6 separate regions of the Homo sapiens genome follow, and regions 1, 2, 3, 4 and 5 are each linked to region 6. The links are chromatin contacts, found by Hi-C or POLR2A ChIA-PET in ENCODE. All regions are on one chromosome and are shown on one strand. The core of a region is the stretch at or near the end of the contact, and the rest is flanking DNA. Distances in the headings are between cores, read along the strand shown. Region 1 overlaps KLHL40 (kelch like family member 40). Region 2 holds the start of SEC22C (SEC22 homolog C, vesicle trafficking protein). Region 3 holds the start of SACM1L (SAC1 like phosphatidylinositide phosphatase). Region 4 holds the start of POMGNT2 (protein O-linked mannose N-acetylglucosaminyltransferase 2 (beta 1,4-)). Region 5 holds the start of LIMD1 (LIM domain containing 1). Region 6 holds the start of TCAIM (T cell activation inhibitor, mitochondrial).

Region 1 (3,598 bases), core at 608-3,107, 1.6 Mb after region 6:
TCATCACCCCTGGGACTCAGAAGGGAGGGCCCATCAAGCGGGGAGAGGGGTGGGAAGACAAAAGTCGCTGAGGATGCAGTGCTGCTCCTGAGCATCTATGACTCCCTCCCCACACAGGGTTCCCCCAGACCACGCTGTCCATCCTGTTTGTCACCTACTGTGGCGTCCAGCTGGTAAAGGAGCGTGAGCGAACCTTGGCACTGGAGGAGGAGCAGAAGCAGGACAAAGAGAAGCCGGAGTAGGAGGGAGCGGGTAGAGGGATGGGCTCTGCTCAGCTATTCTTGGGCCAGATGGGGCCTGACCGATAGAATAAAAGACTTTTCTACAACAGCTTGGCTGTTCCCTGACCCTTCTTCCCACAGTCCCCTGGCTCCACGTCCATAGTGGCTGAGGAGCTGGAGGCTCTAGGCCTCAGGCAGGGGAGGGTTCCCACCCATAGGGTGGAGGGGACACCAGATGGAGAGCAGAGACCATCGACCTTGGCAGCCCAACAGCAGAACACTGAAGCCCCAAGTCTTCAACACACCTGCTCACTGACTCTTGGAGCACTGATGCAGACCCTGAGCTGCTTGCTCAGAAGGCACTTTATTCTTCCTAAAGAAGGAGACATATCTGCACTGTACACTGCACTTGATGGGGATGCTCCCATCGGACAGACGAGAAGGCTGAGTCCTGTGGGGAACTTTGCCAGCACACTCAGCTAGGCTGGGGCAGGGCCAGCACACGGCCTGGGATACCGCCCTGTGGTTCTGGTTCATGGATCAAGACAACCTAGGGGGATATGGCAACACTGGAGAAGCCTCTAGTTTCTCACCCTTGCCCAAAAGTCCAGGACTAAGCAGCACTTCCCTTTCCTTGGCTGACGCAGCCCCTGAGGCACCATAACTGGATCCAGGTAGACTCTGGCCTCTCCTAGCCTCTTTTCTGGAGCCCCCACAAGGCCAGGCCAGTGAGGGTCGCAGGATGGGAGGGGTGCTTAGTTCAGTCTGCCTGAGCTGGTCACATCTTAGTCAGGCACAGCACATTGAGCCGCACTGGTAGGAAGGTGGCACCTGCTGCATAGGCGATCTCCCGCAGGACACCCTCCCATTTCTTCTCCTCCTCGTTATACCTGGGGATGAGAGAGAGTGGGGACAAGGATGGAGAGCTTGGTCAGCTGAGTCCAGAGTGGAACGCAGCAGAGAGGGGTGGCTGAGGGCACTTGGCCCATCTCTAGGGAGATCTGCTCCTGAAAATCCCCAGGCTCTGGGAAAGGAGACCCCCCACAAGACCCACCCCAAGGAACACCCACCCCACACTCCAGGAAGGGTCTTTCTCCCCAGGAAAGATCACCTCTCAAGGGGTGTTCCCATATTCCTCAAAGTTCCCCTCCAGGAAGGTCTACACTGCCCACACCACCCCATCAATGTCCTCTCCTTGAGAATTTCCATGCTCCATTTCTACTAAGTCTCACGTCTCAGCCTCCGGCAGCACTGCTCCCCAGGGGCTGCCTGCAGCAGTGCAGATGGCTGCAGGTTCAGGAAGGAGATGCCCCAGAGGCTAAAGTTTCCTTCTCCCACCCCCACAAAGGACCAGCCATAGAGAGCAATGGTTCTGAAAGGCCAGGGCTCCAACTGTTTCCCAGCCCTAGTGGCAGCCCTCCCTCCAGACCAAGCACCCGGAAGGCAGGAGAGAAGAAAATCCGGCTGCTATTTGGGCCCTGTTTCTGTGAGTCTATGACCTAAGCTTGGGTCTGCTCCCATCTGCAACACTGTTGCTGCTCCACAGTGGGGCATGGTGTCATCTGTGCAAGCCCAGACTTTCCCAACAAACTGGTGAGAAACGGCCAAGCAGGGTATGTTGGCTATTCCTCCCTACAGGACTCCCTAGAAGAGGGATCCGCTTTGCCCCCAGAGGAGCTTGCCCAGTGCCTTGGTACCCCACCATGGTGCTATGGGGTGTCAGCCTTGCTCATGATGCCCCCTTGCCTCCCCAGGGTGGGACTCACCTCCAGATGTCATTGAGCTCTGTGGGAACCAGCTCTCCAGACTCCGTCTCCAGTGTGGCAAAGCCACCAATGGCATAGAGGGTACCCACCAGGCTGACCAGGCTGAGTGAGCTACGCTCCTGTGGGAAGGCCTCGAAGGGTGCCCACCTGGGGGTGTGTGAGAAGGTGCATCATTGGGATGCCTCGGCAAGCCCAGTGACTGTCCCTGCCACCCAGCACCCACAGCTCCAACTGCAACCCTTTGCAATCCAAGTCCCAGGCACCCATGCCCCCAACCCCATTCCCCTTCCCTGTCCCTCTGGTCTTCCCTTCCTTCCCCATTCTCTTGCTCCTCCACTTTCCTTTCCTTGTCCTCTTGCCATTCTATCCAACCTGTCCAGCAAAGTCCACCATGGATCTCCCCACTGCCCCTACTCCTCTCCTGAACTAACTCCACCCTCCAACTCACAACCCCAGCCCCTAGCAGGCCCCCAGCCTTGCCCTGGACGCAGTCCTTTTGCCCCTCAGCGGCCCCTGCAGCCCCACCCACCTTGCACACCTGCTCTATCCTTCTTCTCCCTTCACAGCCCAGTTGTTCTCAATGTATCTTCGCTACCCTGGCTCCTGCCTTGGGCCTTAGTCCCATCCTCCAAAACTGACCTTCCTGAGGTCCACAGTCACTGCACACGCACTGAGGTCCTACAGCACACAGCCCTGCTGACGTGACTTTCCTCACCCATCTCTTCGGCCTCACCTTCGTGGCCTCCTTCCTGGATAATGCAGCTGCCTCCACCATCAGGGCTTGGACCTCAGCTCCTCCCATTTACACTCTCTCTCCTGAGGGAGCTTGGCCCCTCCGTGTGCTACTGACCCCCAGATCTCTCCCTCCAGCTCAGCCCTCTCTCTCCCGGGTGGGGTCCTTTTGGACACCCCCAGGTACTTCAAGTCCACATGTCCTAACTGGACCCTCACTTTCCCTACCCAATCCCAATGATTATCCAGTAAATGGCCTCCCACCCTCACTCAGAAGCATGTACTTCTCCCCCTCTCACCCCCACATCCAATCAATAGCTAAGCCCTGTTTCTCCCACCTCCTAGACTCTTGCTACTCAAAGTGTGGTTCATGGCCCAGCAGCGTCAGCATCTCCTGGGGGTGCGTTAGAAATGCAGACTTACAGGCTTTCAGCCCTCCGCATACCGAGAATCAGAATCTGCACTTTAAGGCGATCCCCAGGAGATTTGCATGCCCATCACAGTGTAAGAAGCCCTGGCCTGTCTTTGTCCGGTGCATCCCCTCAACCCCATCTCCGCTGTGCCCCCAGCTCCAGGCCTTTATCACCCCTGACCTTCCTGACCCCTGGGAAATCCCTAATCTGCTCTCTATATCAGTTGCCATGAAGTACTTTAGTAGAACACAGATGAGATACAGTCCCTCTCCTGCTGGCCCCCGCTCCAGCCCCAGCACCGCCATCCCAACTCCATCACCCACCCACCTCCACCCAGCTGGAGCAACACCTTCCCTCCTATAGGCCTTGAGTTTTTTCTCCAAACTGCCTCAGCACCACCTTTCCTTAGTCTGGGGCAACCTCCTCCCACCACCCTCACCCCTTTTGCGAGCTGAGTCCAACTGTC
Region 2 (3,788 bases), core at 314-2,813, 1.8 Mb after region 6:
GCCTCAAATTCAACTTGTCTAAGATGGAGCTCAAGATCAATCTTATCTCCTCTTCCAGTGTTCTCCATATCTGTGAATCCCTGCACCATCCATCCATTTATCCAAGGCTGAACAGTGGCATCATCCTTGAAGCTGCTTCATCGCCCCTTCACATCCAACTCATCACCAAGTCCTATTGATTTTGCTCCTACATTTCTCTGCAGCCTTCTTAGATCTCTTTTTCTTCACTCTCACCCTAGTCCACACTCCAGCTCCATTCTCTCTTGCCCAGATGACTGCACTGGCTCCCAGGCCAGTCCCACCATAGCTCTGTTGAGACTTCTCCATTTTGATCTGCACTTTAGCAGCCAAAGTGAGTTTTATAAAATGCAATTTTGACCAGTGTTCTATGGTCCTAAACTTTCCACTATGGTCCATAAAATCCTACATGGTCCTGCCCCTTCTATTCGCTCTAGTGGATCTCACTCCACTCCTTTATTCTCTAAACTCTGAGTTTCTTTTCTTTTTGTGGTAAAATGTACATAACCATTTTTAAGTGTGCAGATCTGTGGCATTTGGTACATTCACATTGTTGTGTGATCATCACTACTATCCATTTCCAGAACTGTTTCATCTTCTCCAGCTGAAATTCTGTACCTATTAAGCACTAACTTTCCATTTCCCCCTTTCTGGGTTTCTTTTCATCCCTCAAAGGAGCTCTGCTGCCTTCCACAGAGTTCTTATATACATGCTAATCTCTCCATCTGAAACACACTTCCTCTCCCCTTTGCCTAGTTAGCCTCCTGTGATTCCCAACACCAGCCTAGAAGCTTCTGTAAATTCTCCCAAAACCCCTGCTCCTCCCTGAAGAGCAGTTTGTATTTATACAGGTGTTTGATTGTTTGAAGGGTGCTCTCACCCTGCCTCCTCTCTTAACATAGTTTTTCGTGTCAGGAATTCCTCGCTTTGTCCACAACCCCTGGCACATAGCAGGTGCTCAATACTTGCTAAATGAATAAATGGACGGACTCTGCTACCTACCTAATCTCCTTCCAGCCAGTCATCCATCTGTGGGTGCCTCGGTCCCCAGCTTGGGGTGTGTCCCCCTGGGTCGGACTTTGGCGCCCCATCCAGGCTGGCAGTAGGTTGTGCTCTTTGGTTTGCCTATCTCGGGCCTCCCGCCCAGCCGCGCGGACCGCAGAACATACGCCCCGGGCGTTATCACTCTGTCACGCGGAGCCTCCCCGCCTCCAGACGTCAGTCCGGTTGCTACCCCGGCAGGAATCGAGCTTAGATCACGAAGGCTCCTTCTCACCTCCGGACGTGAGAATTACAGGCTTGGATCTCAAACCGCCGCGGTGAGAGCCGGGAGGTGGGAAGAAAGTTGGGAGGCGCGCGCCCCCGTCACACTCCCTCTCCGTTTGGGTCGCAGCCCTTTAAGAACCACTACGTTCGCGCCTTCGCCGGGACGGGGGCTGTGGAGGCGCGCCGGGATTGGTCGGTTTGGGTGCGGGTGTCGCTTAGCAGCAGCGAATGCGGGGTAGGGGGGAGGTGGGGTGGCTCAAGACTCGCGCACGCGCACCACGGCCTACCTGCGCCTGGGCTGCCGGTGACCTGGGCCGAGCCCTCCCGGTCGGCTAAGATTGCTGAGGAGGCGGCGGGTAGCTGGCAGGCGCCGACTTCCGAAGGCCGCCGTCCGGGCGAGGTGAGGGCTGGCGGGCGGAGGCGGGTGCCGCGGCCCGTTAGCCAAGAGCAGGCGGGTTAGGGTGTGGCGCAGGGCGGGCCCAGAGGTGGAGGCGGCCCAGGGCCCACCCGGCCCTCAGTCCCGGCCTTGACCATGGGGCTCCCCACGGGGCTTCACTGGGCTTCTTGGAGTCCTCTGTCCCCTTTCTCCCGTCAGCCTGTTCCCGGACCCCGGGGCCACCCAAGGCACGCGCCTGCAGGAACCCTGGGCTGACAGATGGGCGCCAAGGGCTTCTCCCAGTTGGAAGAGATGGGGAGTGAGAAAGGGGACGATTGTTTCTTTAACCATTCACGAAGCTCACGTCAGAGCATTGTTTAATCTGAATAGCAAACTTCCCTTAGCATGCCCGTGTTATTAGACTTTAAATATTGGATACACTGAACCAACTTTTCAGAGCACTAGGTGTAGGACGTTCCATTACAGGTTTTGTGTTCATTACAGATTTACACATGTACCTCCAGAGCCAGAAGGATAAAGCACTCGGGGAAAAATTAGGTTTGTAGAAATAAAAGCCACGGAAGACTATTGCCAGTGTGAAAAGTAATTGGTGAAATTTGTGACATGGTCAGAAAAAAATACAGCTCAGAACCAACATATAGGGTAATATTTAATTACATTTTGCAGAGAAGAGTTGATCCCACTAAAGATAATTTTAGTAAAATGAAAAATGGAAGCAACTGGAAATGGTTTAACGTTGCCAGATAGAATTAAATAAACAAATAGTGTTTCCTCTGGAAAGTACATTTTGGACAATGTTAATAGCTCTGATTTAAGTGTTTGCATTTGCAACAGAAGCCATCTTGGAGTCAGTGTTTTTTATTCTTAGAATAACTTAGAAATCAACTAAATTCAAAAAGTAACATGATCATAGAGAGGACAACCTGACTTCAAGGTAATACAGTGGATAAAGAGCAGTTGTAACAAGTGTAATCTCAGGCTCCTTCCTCTACCAACAGGTCTCTGATTAGCTTATTAGTGCTCTAAGGAGAAGAAATTATTTTAGAGAAAGGGAGTAGCTGTAATTCCCAAAGTTGGATTTGTAGAAGAAGGATGTGGTGGAAAGATCCTAGGCTTTAGAATATTTGAAGTAAGGAAGTCTGGGTTGAATCTAGCTTTACCTCTTGAGCCTTACAGCTGCAGTTTTCCCACCTATCCGGTATAGATTATGTCTACCTTATAGTTACAAGCATTTAATAACATTATCAGTGTAAAAGGTCCTATCAAGTTTAGTTCCCTACCCCTCTTAGTTCCTAACAAATGACGAAACTGACCTCTACCCTCCTCTTCACTCCATCCCCAAGCAACTTGGAGCCTTAATAGAATCTACAGATTTGGTAACCAGTTCTCAAGTCCTGTGGCTGAAGGTGAATTCAGTAAGGGTGGCACAACTCAGTTTTGTCTTCTGTATTGTGTATTTGAGTCTTCTGTATTCTGTATATACTTTATGGTGAACACTTTGTGTTTGAATATTTGTGTGCCAAATGAAGCCTGTTTTGTCTAAATTCCTATTTTGCAAGGTGCAGTCATCTCTCTCTTTCTCTCTGTTTTTCTCTTTCTTTCTGTCTCTCTCAGCCTCTCTCTCTCTCAGTGCATGTGGTAGGGGCTTGAGGAGGGGTTAAGGGTAAAAGGTGGAAGAAAAAACAGGATCAAGGGTAGCCTGCAGCATAGGCATAAAGTCTTTGTTAATAGAACAGAGATAATCTATGACATGAGCAGTTTATAAACAGATGCTGGGAAGAAGATTTAGGAAATAAGGGAGGCAAATTAAAATATGTTTTTATAAAACCTAGTAACACGGATGCTGTGTATTTGATTACTACTTCACTCTACTTTTAGACAAATTTCATCTGTATAAACCTTTCTCTTTTTCTCTCCAAATACAGATTTATTGTGGAAAAGTGTTCAAACTGTAGATCAGAACTATGGCAAGGGATCTGTAAACCTGCATTTCTTGTTTCAGTGAGCAAAAATAAGGCAGCCCTTAGGTCATTCATTCATTTAACTTAGCAGTGTTTACTGAGTGCTTCCTAATATGTACCAGGCAAGGTGGTAGGTTATGACATCC
Region 3 (3,638 bases), core at 870-3,369, 1.4 Mb before region 6:
TTAAAACACATCTCCAGACACATTTTAAAAAATGGCTACTATCTCCTACCAATTCTTACACAGAAACCAATTTCACTTCTAAATGCATCCAAAAAAGAATACTCCTTAGGGCAGGAGCCACATTTGAAAACCTTCAACAGCAGCCTCAGAGCAGGAAGGGCCAAAAGGAAGGAATAAAAATGGAAACTCTAACTCATAAACCCCTTGGTAAAGAAAAAGGTGCAAAAAAGTTGTACCTTCACATTTACAGAAACACTCTAAACTTTTTTTTCAGGGGGAAAAAAAGCTAGGACTGACAAATGAGAGAATGACTTTCACATAACCCCAGTTTGACTTTATCACCCAAATAATTTAAGAGTTTCCACTTCTCACAAAAATCAATACAAAAACATCATTCTTACTACTTCAGGGACAAATTTCCTTTCTCTTTTATGTATGCGAGGATTTGGGTTTGTTTTAAGGTCTGAACTGGTTAAATTTAGTGTTCTGGCAGCTGAAAAACAATCATCATAATTCTCAAGTTCTCCATCCTATTCAATCTTTGCCACGCTAAGCTGCATGAAGCCATGGCTCCATATGGCTTAAACACATTTGAGACCTGGTGTAGGATCACATTAAACCCTTCAGTGCCTATCAGATACACAATAACCTAATTAGCTAGCAGAGCACATGTGACAGTGGCCTGGCCAGAAACGCAGTGGAAGACACTTCCTTCAACTCTTTCACCAAAGACGAGGTGAGCACTTTGCAAAGGGGAACTGGGAGAAAATAGGGAAAGGTGGAGAGGAAAATGTGGAGGGAAGTGTGCAGCTAGGGTTTTCAAAGAACATTACAGTAAACAGAAATGGCACCCACAGGGGGTGCACTGTAGAAAAAGCAATCATCTTTTTTGCAACACATACAATGTGGAATAGATGACCTCTCTGAATTTTGCACCTCTAACTTTCCACTGAACCTTTCAGAAAGTTACTAGTGAGGTTGAGGTCTGAGGAGCTTAAGTGCCCAAACCACATTTTGGTGTCATTTCCCTGCAAAAGAAATGCGGTATCTATGCCTAACTGCCAAGGTATTTTAGCTCATATACAGGGATAGATAAGCTTCTAAAAAATTACATTTGTTTCTCCTACCAGATATTCCCAGGCTGTGGCCACCAGATTTTCAAACAGCCTAGGGGTAAAGCATTAAACACGAAGTGAGTACAACAAAATTATTCACAGACAAGAAAAGTGTGGATGCTAATGGGTAACACTAAGGGAAATAAACACATGTTGTTTTTAATCCAAGACAAACCAAAACCCTTAAAAACACCTATTTTATAACTCTTAACAACCACAGCCTCTGTATCAAAGACTCAAGAACTTGGATTTACCGAAAAGTCAATTTGCAGTACCAAAATTACCGAGATTAGCCTCTGGCTGTCGACACTGACTTAAGAACCTGCTTTAGGCTGGAGCTGTTTAAAATTTAAACCAAAGTAAACTCCTTCAGGACCTTAAGACTACTGACTGTACTTTAAATTTTTTCTGCACACTGAAGAGGGGGCAGGCAGGCTTCGGTACCCAGATAGGCTGTAAGCAAAACAAAGATTTGTTGATTTGTGCGTAGACTCTAAATTGCTGCTGTAGGTCCGTTAAGTAAGAGAAAACTCTTTTTCTCTGTTAAGTCATACAGATAAATTTAGTCGGTAGCTCTGCATAGAAAGTGGGGACAAGCGTGCCCTGAAGGGCCGCATCATAACGCCGACCCCGGCTCGGTGGGGGCCAGTCGGCAGCTTCTCTCTTCAGCCGTGGGCGCTGGGGCCGAGCACGGTGGAGAAAGGCCGGCGAGCCGCTGGTTCCCGGCCTATGGCTACTCGGGCGAGGCCTAGGAGAGGCCGCGCCGGCTGAGGAAAACCGGTAAATGCGAGGAGCTCCCACACCCTATCTGCAATCCGGGACTCAGAAGCCCTCCCCGAGGCCAGGGCCCGCACCTGCCGCCCCGCCCGCCGCGCCTCAGGCCTCTGGCCCGTGGGACTCACAGCTTCAGCTGCTCGTAGGCCGCCGTCGCCATCCTGCACAACCACCTCCTTCCTTCTCTCTCCGCCCGCCCCGCCCCGCGCCGCCACCTCGGCTACAACTCTACCGGTCACCCTGGCACAGCGGCCGCAGCTCCCAGCCTCTTCCCACCCCTTTCCCCGCCCCGCAGGAGAGCCGGCCTGAACGGGAGGCGGTGGAGGACAAATTAGTGCGCAAGCAAGAGCACGCGAGAGATGCCGCCGACGCGGCGGGTTGGAGTGCGACGAAGAGCGCCGTGACGAAGCCGCTGCGGATTGGTGGGGCGCGTTTTGGGGAAAGGCAGAGCAGCGGGAGCGCGGCGCAAGGGCAAAATGGATCGTTGGTACCCGGAAGCCCGTTCAAACTGTATAAGGGTGATCAGCTATCACGGAGAAGGCTTTAGCAAGTCGGGGCCAGTGGCGCAATGGATAACGCGTCTGACTACGGATCAGAAGATTCTAGGTTCGACTCCTGGCTGGCTCGCGATGTCTGTTTTGCCACACTTGACCCATGTACTACTGGGTCTTGTAAAGATGTATATTCACAATGTGAAAGTATTACAAGACCTTGGAAAGGTGTATGGTTAGAATGTGAAAGTTAAATATCTGAAATTTTGATGCCGCTTTGCTCACAATGTCATCCTTTATCCTTTAAACCTGGAGTTGTCTGAGGTGGTTTGCAAACTGCAAAGCGCCCTGTTCCCAATGATGCACCTGAGAAGTCTGTAAATGGGGTAAATTTAGGCAAACACACCTGGAAAAGTGGCATTTTGGAGTGGGGAATGCTGTGGCCGGAGGTTAGCAACCGGATGATGCAAAAGCGTATTTAAGGCAGCAGTTCTGGCCTTTCCCCGCCACGGAGCAGAAGCCCCCATAGTGATGTGAGAAGCGGCGCTGTCCCAGTTTACTAGGATGGGATGGGCTTTGGATCTAACCAGCAGCGAAGAAAACCTGCGGTGCGGCTGCGCTCGGTAGTAGGGGTCCACAAAGCGTCAGAATCTGCAGCAGCCCCGGCCTTTGCGAGCTCCAGCTCCGAAGTCAACCCGGCCCCCAAATTCCACTGGGAAACCTTAAGACACCGGTGTTTTTACCGTAAGAAGACCTCAGGTAATCTAGTATATTACCCCTCATTGTATGGATGCGCGACTTGGACACCCGAGAAGGCGCGAAACGTCTGCGGCCTAAAGGGACTCGAACCGGGGGATTATATGAGTCATCGGACACTGTCCGTTAACCAATCACTCAATCGATCAATTAATTTCCGCAACATAACGTTTTCCCCTGATAAAATTATAGATTTTTAAAATATATAAAATTATTGGGAATATTAACGCGATTCCCACCCTAAATCATTACTATTATTTTTTTTTTCCTTAAAGCCTTTTTTTCTTCTATATTTTTTAACATGGGCATACTTGCACATGTGTTTTTCCAAATTGGGGTTGTACGGAAATGGGTTCCTCATTTTGTCTCCTTACCTTTTTGTCTGAGATTTAAGGTCATTAAATATTCTTTGAAGATATTTCATCAGAGAGCTAGATATTTTAAGCAGAATCCTTATGCTGGGAATTTGGGTGGTTGTCAGTTTAACACCTAGAAAAAATGA
Region 4 (3,713 bases), core at 813-3,312, 1.2 Mb after region 6:
AACCTTTTGAGACTGACTTTTTTTCACCCAGCATAATGCCCAAGTTGTGGCATGTGTCAATTGTGCCTTTCTATTGTTGAATGATATTCTTTATATAGATGTAATCACAGTTTATTTAACCATTCACCTATCGAGGGGCATTTTGTTTGTTGACAGTTTTTGACAATTACAAATAAAGAAAGTAGGAACAATTGTGTACAAGTTTGTGTGTTAACATAAGTTTCCATTTCTCTGGAATAGATGCTCAGGAGTGTGATTGATGAGTCATATGGGAAGCATATGTTTAGTTTTTTAAAAGAAACTACCATGATATACCCATCTGTGAGTAATATATGAGAGATCCAGTTCTGTGCATACTCACCAGCATTTGCTATTTTATTTTTTAAGCTGTTTTGTAGTTGTTGTTGTTGTTTGTTTGTTTTTGAGATGGAGTCTTGCTCTGTAGCCCAGACTGGAGTGCAGTGGCGCGATCTCGGTTCACTGCAACCTCCGCCTCCTGGGTTCAAGTGATTCTCCCCTGCCTCAGCCTCCTGAGTAGCCGGGTTTACAGACGCGCACCAACACATCCAGCTAATTTTTGTATTTTTAGTAGAGACGAGGTTTCACCATGTTGGCCAGGCTGGTCTTGAACTCCTGACCTCGTGATTCGCCAGCCATGGCCTCCCAAAGTGCTGGCATTACAGGCATGAGCCACCGCGCCCTGCCTTTTTAAGCTGTTTTAAATAGGTGTATGGTGATATCTCAGCATAGTCTTAATTTGCATTTCCTTTATGGCTAGTGATGAACATCTGTCCTTATTTGCCATCTGTATAACTACTTTGGTAAAATATATATTAATGTCTTCTGTATATTTAAAAACTTATGATCCAGGATACAGTTTATCTTAATATATATACCAAGGTTGCTTGAAAAGAATGTGTATTCTGTTGGTGGGTGAAGTATTATGTAAATATCAATTAGATTAGGATGGTATTAGTGTTGATCTTTTCTATATCCTTGCTGACTTTCTGTCTAGTGTTCTATCAGTTGTTGAGAGAGGGATGCTGAAGTTTCCAATTACAGTTGCAGAGTTGTCTATTTCTAATTATGGTTCTATCATTTGATTTATTTATGTTAAGGCTATGTCGTTAGGTGTATCCACATTTAGAATTATGTCTTCTTGGTGAATTGAACCTTTTATCATTATATAATTATCCCTTTTTTATTCTTGGTAATTTTCCTTGCTGTCAATTCTACTCTCTCTGAAAGTAATATCACCACTTCAGCCTTTCAGTTTATTATCATCTAAACAACACTATTCAGCCTTTGCAGTCATCCACAATTATTAGAATTTCTTGGTTAGAGGCTTTTGACTACATGTTTTTAAAGGTTTTTGGCTGTATTGACAAATTGCCCTGCAAAAATTTACCAACTTAATACCTTAACATTTGGGCTAATTTAAAATAATCATAAATTAAAGTCAGGGCTTTCCCAATTTGATAGGTAGAAATCTTATAACTCTATGGAGGTGGAGTTGGTGGTGGTAGGTGCATCTCTAGATGACTTAAGTTCAAAAAAAGTCAAGAGATCTAAAAAAGAAGTCAAAAGATCTAAAATTCATAACTCAAGAAATAGGGGCATATGTATATTCGGAGAATCCGCGGGAATGCCAGATGCCACAGCCATAAGTAGCTGCCCTTGAGGACTGGACAGCCAGGACTGGACGGTGGGATAAGGTGACAGCTGGTTAATGGAATGGTGCCGCAGAGGACTGGTGCTTTTGTAAGTTCTCTGTAGCATTACAATTTTTAAAAGCATGTAAACGTATTAATTACCTTGACTTTACAATGACATTTGGTTGTTGGTTAAACTTGCATTTAAATTTATTATCAGAACTGCCATAACTGTGTAATCCTAACACTAAGTAAAACTCAGCCTCTCGGCGCAAATTATCACTCCCAACATTCCGCAGGCTGGTGGCGGCGCGGGCTGTCCTCGTACGCAAAACTACACCTCCCAGGATTCCGCGAGCCAAGGTTGTGGCCGGGGCCAGGGCAACCGAACTCGCGGCTCTGCGCAGGCGCACAGGCTCCGCGCCGGGCTCGCCCGCCGGGCAGGCGCACGGCGGACACCTGCGAGCCTGGAGGTGGCGGTCGCTGCGAACCCGGCGGCGCGGCCAAACCTGTGCTGGCTGCCTGGGCCTTCTGGGCCTCCTGGGCCAGAAGCTGGCGCTGGGGGCGGCGGCGGGGTGGGAAAGCGGCGCCGCCGTGGGGCCTCCTGGACGCGTCGGCGGAGGTGGCTTCGTCCCGCGGAGTCCAGGCTTCAGGTAAGACGCGCGCGCGCTTGGGGCTGGAGCGGACTCCGACACCCGCCTGGGACTTGAAGTGGAGGTGTCGAACCCTCGGCCCCCTGGAGGGGACGACGCGGTGCTGGGCCCCGGGGTGAGGGGGAGGTTCTAGGACGCCTTCGGGATCCAGGAGAGTTTGCAGAACTGAGGGGTGACGTGTGAAGCGAGCTGAGGGAGGCGCGGGAGGTGGGCGGGGCGGGGGTGGACCCTCAGGGTCGGGGGCCGGGGATTGGGGGTCGGGGGCCGGGGGCCGGGGACCTGGGCAACGCCCTGGGGCTTGCCAGTTCGAGCCCTCAGCTCGTGGCAGGCACTGGCGTCGGGTCCTCAGGCCCTTTTGCTTTGGGAGGTGATGGGTGGTGCACATTTGGCGGGGGTGGTGGGGAGCCACGCGAGGTGCGCGGAGCGGGCCTGGGCCTCCCCAACTGCCTTTGAAGGCAGAACCCCGGCAGGCCTGCAGCTGATTCCTGGGCGCTTTGGGGGCCAGTAGGGCACCTACCATGTGTGTCCGGTGGTAAGAGCTTGCCACGGCCTGCTTGGCAGTGCCAGAGTAGCCTCTGAAGAAGGAACCCAGTGAACTCCTGACTCCATGTGTGTGTTTAGGAACCCGTCTCCAGCTCACTGATGGGAACTCTCTGCTAAAGTATGTGACCGTCAGGCCAGAGTCTTGCACCAGGTGCAGGGCGACCAGTGTCTGCCTACTTTATTGCCAGCCAACACTTAGAGCGTACTCTTGGGAGAAGCAAGGCTCCGCGTGGAAAAGGATGACTTCAGGGTTATGGGGCGAGCTTGATAGGACTTAGTAGCTAAGAGCATAGACAGAGGAGGTTTCATTCACCAAATGTTTACTACAATATGTGCCCCGCCTTCAAATCTTGGTTCTCGGCTACTAGCGGTGTGCGTTTAAGCAAGTCACTTATCCTCTCTTAGCCTCTGTTTCTTTCTCTGTGAAGTGGAGATGAAAGTACAGTGCCTTTATCACGGGGTTGCAGTGGGGATGAAATAGTGCCAGGCAAGTCCTCAGCCCAGTATGTCTAACAGTAAGTGTGTGGCAAATATCAGCAGTCGTGGTGACTAACGACAGAAAGTGTTAGAGGTGCTTGGAGTCCAGGTTCATCTTTAATGGTACTAGCTGCCCTCTCTGGCTCTCATGAATCTTGCAGATCTTCCAGCTCATCCTTTCAATATTAATTTTGAGGAATCTCAGTCCCTGCAGAGCTAGGAAAGAGCATAGGTCCCCTCATCCCCAGGGGTGGTCAGCACGTTCCTTCCTGAGCCTTGGGCCCCTGCGAGAACGAGAAGGAGAGTGGAGATCTTCAGCAGAAAGGAGGGCATGGTGCTGGTGGCTGGGCCCACCGTGGCCATGTAAGCATGCTAGTTGGCAAGTTCT
Region 5 (3,516 bases), core at 218-2,717, 1.3 Mb before region 6:
CTCAGCAGCAGAGGGTCTCAGCTCAGGACCTGGGACGAGGGGCTGGCAGGGCAGCCTTACCCTAGGGGAGCTGGGGCTGTCCAGGAGCACAGATCCCAGGCTACCATCAGAAGACCAGCCCAGGGGACCCTCTTTACAAGATAACTCAGGCAGGGTGGACATCACTGGATGGACAAGACTGGTGGGGCTGAGCTTGGGACCAGTGCCAAGGTCTGTGCAGCCAGGCTTCGGCCCCAGCCCAGGGACCGCACCCTGCTGTGAACCGTCCAGACCAGCTGGCGAGGATGACGGGGCAGAACTGGAAAGGTAAGATTTGGGCCCATCCTGGAACCAGGGTTGGGGGTCCACATTGGGTTTGGACATCACACCTGAAACCTCACCCCCCAGCCCCGAGTTTGATCTTGGAAGACCTCCTTGCCTGGGGCAGCTCAGGGCCAAGGGTGCTGACACAGAAGGGGTCCTGGGCTGAACAGGCCCCACAGCTGGTGCTCCGTTCTCCAAGTTTGGGGAAGGCAGGCCAGGGCTCACCCGCTGGGAGGAGGCAGTGGACCAAAGGCCTGTTGGCTTCTCGCTGCTGCGGCCACCAATGCCACTATTCTGACCACCGAGGCTACCCTCAGAAGACCTGCTGGAGCTCAGGGAGAGCTGTCGGTGATTTAGGGGATGGTCCCCGCAGGGTTTGGGCAGTGGTGGGTCACTCCCCGGGGAGCTAGGCCACCCACTCCCTACACTCAGGCCGATGCTGGGGGACACTCCTGGTTTGTCACCCCACTTTGGGCTTGCCAAGGAGAGGTTGTCATAATAGTCTCCATGAGTGAGGCAGGAAGGATCCTCACAGGGGCCTGGCTGGTGGAAAGCAGACATCTCAGAAGTCGCCAGGCTCTCCCTGGAACCACAGTCCTGGCTGCCATGCCTCGTGCCATGCAGGTATGGCCTGGATCTCTGCTCCTGCGGTGGGTACGGGGGCTGCCCAGCAGCGAGGGTGGTGACTGCCCCAGGTGCCCCTGTCGAGGCAGCAAGAGGAGGCTTGGCAGCACCATCCACAGTCAGCTTGCTGCCCACAACTTCCCAACGGGCCTGTGGGCCCAGGCGGCCCCCTCCATTGACAGGGCCTCTACTCCCCCTGGGCAGAGTCTCCTCCTGCAGGAGCTGCTGCTGCTGCTGCTGGAGGTGGATTTTGGCCATCTTGGTGGCGAACACCCTGCGAGTTTCCTCAAACTCGGGGTTGTTGCCTGCACCCTTGTCCACTCGGAAGAGCCCATCCTTAGAGGCCTCATACATGTTCAGGTCCTCGATGAATTTACTGGCCTCCAGGCCCAGGTCGTCATACTTATCCATGCTGCAGACAGGTGTCCGGGCCTAGCCCAGGTGCCGTGTGTGTGTGTGTGTGTGTGTGTGTGTGTGTGTGTGTGTGTGTGTGTGTGTGTGTGTGTGTGTGTTGAGGGCAGCGGGGAGATGCTGGCGAAGGGTCGGGGCTCAAGTCCGGCCCAGTACAAGTAAAGACTTCCACCTGCCTAGCGTGAAGGGCATGACCCCAGGATTTAAGAGTCCAGCCGAAGTTGAGACCTCAACGCCAGCTGGACCAAGTTTGCTTCCAACTCCCTTTCCCCTGGAGACGTCCTTGTTGGGGTAGCTGGTGGCACTTCGCCGTCCCGGGCCTGCTCAGCGGAGTTCTTTTCTCCTCTTCAAATTATAAAAGGAAAAAGAAAACAGCAAAAAAGTAAAATCACATCCTCCTTAGGCAACCAAACACGGAAACTCACAGCAAGGCAGCAGCCGACTGGGCCGGGTGAAGCTGAATCGGCCGGGAGGGCGCCGAGGCCGCGAGTCGGGCCGGAGCAAACGCGCGGCGGCTGAGGCGCAGGTACGTTCCAGGCGCTGGGTCCTCCGCTGCTTCCCCGGAGCTGCGATCCCGGCCGGCGCCTGGCAGGAACGCCGTCCGGGACGCACGGGCGGCCGAGCAGCGGCAGGAAGTTCACGGCAGCTGGGGCTGGCGGCCCATTGTCCGATGGCGGCGGCGGATCGGCGCGCGCGGGCCGGAGGGCGGCGGGACGCGGAAGTGAGTGCGCCAGGCGCAGTCCCTGCTGCTCGCTCGCCGGCTCTGCACGTCCCGAGCCCGCGCCGGGGCGGAGGGGGCGGCCGAGGGGCGGGGACGGCGCGCGGGCGGGCGCCCAGGGGCAGGCCTGCACCCGGCAGCGTGGCTGGGCCTCCTGCCCCCAGGCCTGGCTGGAGAACACCGAGGGGTGCCCCACAAGTCCGTCCCACGCTCTAGCACTGGGACTGCACGGGACTTCGCCGCCGCCACTGCCGCCCCCTGCGAGTCCTGGACCGAATTGGGTGCTCCGACCTCCCTTCCAGCCTCGGGTCCTCAGCCCGGCCCCGCCCCTGGCAGCGCTGGGCGGGGTCCTCCGCTCGGAGACGGGCGGCCTGGGTAGCCTGCATGGGCCCAACACAGGCGCTGGGAGTTTGCGAGGACTTTCGAGGACGCCGCTCCTCGCTCCACTGCCTCAGTTTCCCCGGTGGAAAGCCAGCCCTTTGTGCCTCTCGAGGCCGGCACCGTCCAGGCTGTGCCCGCCGCCCGGCTTGCCCGAGGTGCACTATTGGAGAGGCGCACGGGCGTGTCACCCATGGCTGGCCCACCGTCCTCTTTGACAGGTCGGGAGACTGAGGCAGAGAGGGGGAAATGCCCAACATGCCAACGTAACCAGCAAAGCGTAGATGGGAGCCCGGGCCCTCTGAAAGAGCGAAAAAGAAGAAAGTCTCGTTGTGCCTGCGCGCATTTCACGTCCTCAGTGCAGCAGTAAAAGCACGTGCCCTAGTAGGCTCGTTATTCGTAGAGGGACCCATCTGCAAGTGGATCCGCGCGGCTGCAGGGACACCAGGCCTGACTCCTTGGCGCCCCCGCATGGCCCGGGACTCCCTATACCAGTTCCCAGGCGATCCTGGAGAGGTTTCATTTCCCACACTACAGCCATCGTGATCCTAAGGCAAATACTAGAACAGACACTTCTCTACCTAAATCCTCAGTGCTTACCCCAGAATTAAATTGAAATCGGCCCCTTGCCGCAGCCTTCTGGGCCAGATCTAGGGATCTTCCCTCCCTCCCTGCACTCTAGCTGCAGGAGCTTCCTGGTGTCTGCCCAGAGCTTGCCCCTAAACTGAGTGGCTCATCTTTCCCATCCCTGCTGAAGTCACCTCCTCTTAGAGGCCTCCTCAGAGTGGTTCCTGTTGTTCTTTTTCAGCACCCTCTTTACTTCCTGCTCAGTTCTGATAACTATTTATAATTATTTATTTGTTGGTTAACATGCGTTTTTTTTTGTTTGGTTGGGTGGTAGGTTTCCCACTCCATTTGACCATATCTGTATGCCAAGTGCCTGGTATATATTAATAGTAGTACCTAATGGTCGAATAAGTGAATTAGTGAACCCCTATCTGCCAGAGTTGTGACAGAGAACAAATAAGATAATATATATGAATGTGCTTTATATTCTGTAAACCAGGGGTCCCCAACCCCTG
Region 6 (3,778 bases), core at 348-2,847:
TTTTATCACTTCAAGACAGAAATACGTGGGCCTTGGGGAAGCTAAATTAGAAGGCCTGATAACTGGAATGTCAATCTGTAAATTTACTTTGAGATTATAACTGCTAAGACAACTAGAAGATTCAGATCTAATGTTCTTCCTCTTTCAGGACTAGCTACACAGAAAATCAAATTACTATCAGCTGACTGAAGACACATTGCTTCAGAGTAGAGTTGGGTGCTCTCATTCAGACACTAGCTCCAAAAGTCTGGGACATCCACATCAACCGCAGGCTTCTCGTCTTCAGATAAATTCTTACATAGGTGGTTCCTGTCCATACTGCACTTAGCCCACTATACTTCCACTTGGAAAATGCTATAAAATAACTGAAGAGGTTGCACTGTCTTATCACACTTGGGAGGCATACCGAGTCTTTAACTCACCCATTCATCACCACTTATGGGCCAGGTCCTGCGTAAAGCATTGGGACTAGAAAATTATTAAGACAATTCTAATACTCAAAAGACTTTTAGAGGGAGGGGGGAGTGTAAAAACAGACACAAGCAGATAAGTATAAAACAACGCAGTAAATGCAATAATACAAACATGCACAGAATATGAGAAACTCCCAGACGCAACACTTGGAATGGGGCGGGGAGAGCTCAGGAAGGTCTTCTCTAAGGAAATGGTGCCTTTCCTGGAAGAGGGCAGAGGACCGGGAAGGATAAAATTTATTTACAAACCATTGTAAATGACTACTTTAATCTACTTAACAGTGATATTAGTTTCTGTTTCATAAAGTGAAAATTTCTAATTTTACCTAAAATCTGTTCTAAGTGAGGCATTAAATCTGTGCAGTTTCAAACCAAATTTGGTGGAAAGATACCTAAATCAGTGAAAAATCCAAATTATGGAAGAGTACACGAAAAACGGTTTTGTTTTGCTTACTTTCAACTAACACCGAGTGTGTGCCAAATAGAGCTCTCAGGATTGAGCTTTGACCATTTGGCACAACTTTTATTTGAAAGTAATTTATTTTAACAAAATTAATATCATGCCACTCTCATTTGAACTGTGACTTCCCTTAGTGACTATCTTGTACGGTTTCTGAAAGCAGTTTGTTATATCAAGGAGGGACAAAAGCGGTAATTTTCATGGCTTTTCAGTTGAATATGAACTTCTTAGAGTAGGGGAAAAAGGCAAAGAAAAAGAGCAAAAGCAGGAAATGCTATTAGATACATTAGCCTAGATTCTGTAGCTTCCTTTTCTAAATCTCGCTATATGAGATTTAGTACGTAACAATTTCCCGTAAATCAAAGACCTCGGAAAAATATAAGTCGGAAACAATAAAACCTAAATCGTCTTTGCGTTCTCATTTCACAGCGAGTTAAAATGTAGATGCGATGCGGATACTGCGTCCCCTGGCACTGCCTCAATTCAAAAGTTAGCACTTTGCGCTAAGGTGGCTCTGAGCACTCCCCTCCGACCCCGCTTCCCCCCTAGAGGAGCATGAATGCACCACCGGAGCCCCTCCCCTCTTGCTCCTTACAGTTCTGGCAAGGGTCCGACGCGAGGGCTTTGTCCGACTAGTTCCACCTCCCACCCAGTACACCAGAAGGGAGGACAGTCGCTCCGCCCGCAGGGCTGTTCGGACGCGCATGCGCACTGGGGCGTCAGCTGGCCAACCAGCGCGCGACGCACGGCCAGGCGCTCCCACCTGCCCTCGCCCCGGTGGGCGACAGGCTTTGACGGGCTCCTAGCCGCAGTGCCCTCTGAGCCCCCAACCCTGAATTCTCAGCTGGGCCCTCCCGGCTCCACCTGCCCCCAACACCCTCCCCGCTCCGGCGGCGGCAGGGCGCTCGAGGCAAGCCCGGGCAGGGGGACGAGCTGCAGGTGACGCCCTGGTTGGCTGGAGCGTGCCAGGCCTTCCCCCTACGGCGCCTGCGCACAGCCAGGGCGTGGATTCAACCTTCCGCGGTGCCCTGCCTCTAGCTGACGTCAGCACCCTGGTAACTGCTGCACCTTCGCCGCGCGCTTTGAGCCCCCGCCCCTCCGCCTTCTTACCGGCCGCCCTGAGGGGTCTCGGCGCGCTCGGCTGAGAGCTTTAGGAGGCGCGAGCGAGCACTCCGACTAGGCCGGAGGGACTCGGAAAATGATGGTCCGGCAGGTGGTGGGTCCTGACCCAAGGGCCTGCAAGGAACGGAGAAGGGCAACCGAGCACGCGCTGGATCTTGGGGAAGAAGGGGAAAGGGACTGCTGGAGGAGGCGCGCATGCGCCGTGCGGTCCTTCGCCCCGGGCGCCCTGGCAGGGGGCGAGGCTCTGCGGAACTCCCGGAGCTGGCGCCAGGGAACAAGTCTCAGTGGAGAGCCTCGAATTTTAAAAGTCTCATTTAAGTATTTCTTTTGGTTTTCCTTGTATAAATATAGCTAACTTTTAAACATTTCTTTTCCGGCTTGTGTTGTTTGCTTTGGACCCTTCAGCACCTATTTTTAAACGTTAAGCATTCCCCAGTCAGCATGAAAGTTTTACTGTTAGTTTTATTTTGTTCCTATAATTTTGATTCCCCCCAGAAACTGCCACAGATGAAATCAAGCCAATAGAATTGAAAGCAAAGATCACCTGGTGGCCATGAAGCCGACCATCCTTAGGCAGAAACTCCTTACCTGAGGAATTTAGAGGTAACTAGACTTCCCTGTTACCTAAAGCCAGCATCTGGTACCAGACTTCTTCCCTCCAAATTTAAAAGTAACTAGAATTTCTATGCATCTCCGTAATGCACGCATGTCAAAACTCATTGTGCACCCCTTGCCATCTGCTCCATGCCCCAATCAACCCCTGTCCCCTACCATCCAGATACTTTATTACCCTCACATACTTGCACAGGAGTTACATATGCCACTAGTACAAAGTCCTCAGAAAATCCCCCAAGTGTTATGCCTCTCCACAAGGTGGCAAACGGAGATTTGGGAACAATTTGAGTTCATGTCCCTTTTCCATTGTCTGAACTTTGGCAAATTCAATCCAAGTTGGGTTCATTTAGCCAGGATCCCTCTAAGTTCATTCAAGAATTTCGGGCTTTATTGCCTTTGATTTAACCTGGCAAGACACATTTGTGGTATTAACTATTTGCTGTTCCCACGAAGAAAAAATCACGGTCTTTAGCTCGAGTTTGGGCAGACGAAACTCATGTTGGCAATCCTAATAATAGAGCCAGGGCAGAAGCTGTCCCCAACACAGAACCCAATTGGCAATACCACGCTGCCAATGCCAGCCCAAACAGAGACAGGGGAAGAGAAGATTATAACATGTTTGTTGGAAGGAATGAAATAAAACCTGTTAATTTTTCTAAATTATGAGAGATCACTCAGGACCAAGGACCCTTCCCTTTTCCAAGCTAGACTAATGGAGGCCATGCATAAATATACAGATTTAGATCCTGAAAGCCCTGAGGGCCAATCCCTTCTGGCCATACATTTTATAAGTCAGGCTTCCCCAGACATCAGACAAAAACTCCAAAAATTAGAGCAAGGCCCACAAACTCCCTTTTGTACTTTATTAAAAGCAGCCTTTAAGGACACTGAAGTTGAGAATGTCCCAAACCTCCAGGTTGCAAGCCATCCCTGGGACCCTGTCCTCACTGCAAATTGGAAGAATGAGTGTCCCTCCCTCATGAAGGGGGGGCCACCTCTTCCTTCTAGGCTATGACAGCCACAGTCTCACCAACCTACCTGACAAGGGGATCCTGCAGAACGAGGGTGAGGGTGAGGGCGAGAGCAAGGGCAAACACCTCTAATTCTA

What was found. Hi-C counts contacts between places; a loop is a spot of excess contacts on that map. ChIA-PET counts read pairs that join two places held with the same protein, here RNA polymerase II (POLR2A). Pooled maps may share reads with other maps.
Region 1: a map of lower leg skin shows a loop between it and region 6 (17-fold over the local background). The contact joins the enhancer-like site here to the promoter of TCAIM in region 6. A Hi-C loop is called at or near these places in 1 of 168 maps with a recorded cell type or tissue (lower leg skin). POLR2A ChIA-PET finds 5 or more read pairs at or near these places in 1 of 52 experiments (K562).
Region 2: a loop to region 6 is called in a pooled map, with 8 times the contacts of the local background. The contact joins the promoter of SEC22C here to the promoter of TCAIM in region 6. A Hi-C loop is called at or near these places in 2 of 37 single-sample maps with no recorded cell type and 9 of 50 pooled maps. POLR2A ChIA-PET finds 5 or more read pairs at or near these places in 1 of 52 experiments (K562).
Region 3: a map of dorsolateral prefrontal cortex shows a loop between it and region 6 (15-fold over the local background). The contact joins the promoter of SACM1L here to the promoter of TCAIM in region 6. A Hi-C loop is called at or near these places in 3 of 168 maps with a recorded cell type or tissue (CD8-positive, alpha-beta T cell, dorsolateral prefrontal cortex and naive thymus-derived CD4-positive, alpha-beta T cell), 1 of 37 single-sample maps with no recorded cell type and 17 of 50 pooled maps.
Region 4: a map of CD8-positive, alpha-beta T cell shows a loop between it and region 6 (23-fold over the local background). The contact joins the promoter of POMGNT2 here to the promoter of TCAIM in region 6. A Hi-C loop is called at or near these places in 2 of 168 maps with a recorded cell type or tissue (B cell and CD8-positive, alpha-beta T cell) and 6 of 50 pooled maps.
Region 5: a map of naive thymus-derived CD4-positive, alpha-beta T cell shows a loop between it and region 6 (32-fold over the local background). The contact joins the promoter of LIMD1 here to the promoter of TCAIM in region 6. A Hi-C loop is called at or near these places in 1 of 168 maps with a recorded cell type or tissue (naive thymus-derived CD4-positive, alpha-beta T cell), 1 of 37 single-sample maps with no recorded cell type and 7 of 50 pooled maps.

Annotation. Positions count from the first base shown.
Region 1 is chr3:42,689,395-42,692,992 of GRCh38, reverse strand. It overlaps KLHL40 (kelch like family member 40), which reads right to left. Exons shown (of 6, transcript NM_152393.4): 5 at 1,988-2,134; 6 at 449-1,111. The coding sequence ends at 1,000. It overlaps HHATL (hedgehog acyltransferase like), which reads left to right. Exons shown (of 12, transcript NM_020707.4): 12 at 118-330. The coding sequence ends at 242. Among named protein-coding and RNA genes, the nearest start is that of KLHL40, 5.7 kb to the right of the region's middle. Within about 2 kb of position 1,857, at least 3 of the 41 ENCODE cell types and tissues checked have a DNase peak (open chromatin) inside an H3K27ac peak, as active enhancers do.
Region 2 is chr3:42,579,742-42,583,529 of GRCh38, reverse strand. It overlaps SEC22C (SEC22 homolog C, vesicle trafficking protein), which reads left to right and starts at 1,563. Exons shown (of 7, transcript NM_032970.4): 1 at 1,563-1,684. It also overlaps a transcript of SS18L2 not described here. RefSeq lists enhancers at 1,148-1,277, 1,270-2,096 and a silencer at 1,478-1,807.
Region 3 is chr3:45,687,877-45,691,514 of GRCh38, reverse strand. SACM1L (SAC1 like phosphatidylinositide phosphatase) reads right to left here and starts at 2,119. Exons shown (of 20, transcript NM_014016.5): 1 at 2,018-2,119. The coding sequence starts at 2,049. It overlaps LIMD1-AS1 (LIMD1 antisense RNA 1), which reads left to right and starts at 2,633. Exons shown (of 3, transcript NR_033947.1): 1 at 2,633-3,139. It overlaps TRR-ACG2-1 (tRNA-Arg (anticodon ACG) 2-1), which reads left to right and starts at 2,444; the gene lies at 2,444-2,516. RefSeq lists a silencer at 1,928-2,107 and enhancers at 2,138-2,427, 2,688-2,737, 3,248-3,317.
Region 4 is chr3:43,104,428-43,108,140 of GRCh38, reverse strand. POMGNT2 (protein O-linked mannose N-acetylglucosaminyltransferase 2 (beta 1,4-)) reads left to right here and starts at 2,062. Exons shown (of 2, transcript NM_032806.6): 1 at 2,062-2,305. RefSeq lists a silencer at 1,975-2,294.
Region 5 is chr3:45,592,702-45,596,217 of GRCh38, reverse strand. LIMD1 (LIM domain containing 1) reads right to left here and starts at 1,467. Exons shown (of 8, transcript NM_014240.3): 1 at 1-1,467. The coding sequence starts at 1,338. RefSeq lists an enhancer at 1,591-1,760 and silencers at 1,851-1,980, 1,991-2,460.
Region 6 is chr3:44,336,585-44,340,362 of GRCh38, reverse strand. It overlaps TCAIM (T cell activation inhibitor, mitochondrial), which reads right to left and starts at 1,597. Exons shown (of 11, transcript NM_173826.4): 1 at 1,529-1,597. It overlaps LOC105377055 (a long non-coding RNA gene), which reads left to right and starts at 2,245. Exons shown (of 4, transcript XR_940782.4): 1 at 2,245-2,658. It also overlaps a transcript of TOPAZ1 not described here. RefSeq lists a silencer at 1,547-1,936 and enhancers at 2,077-2,246, 1,931-2,584.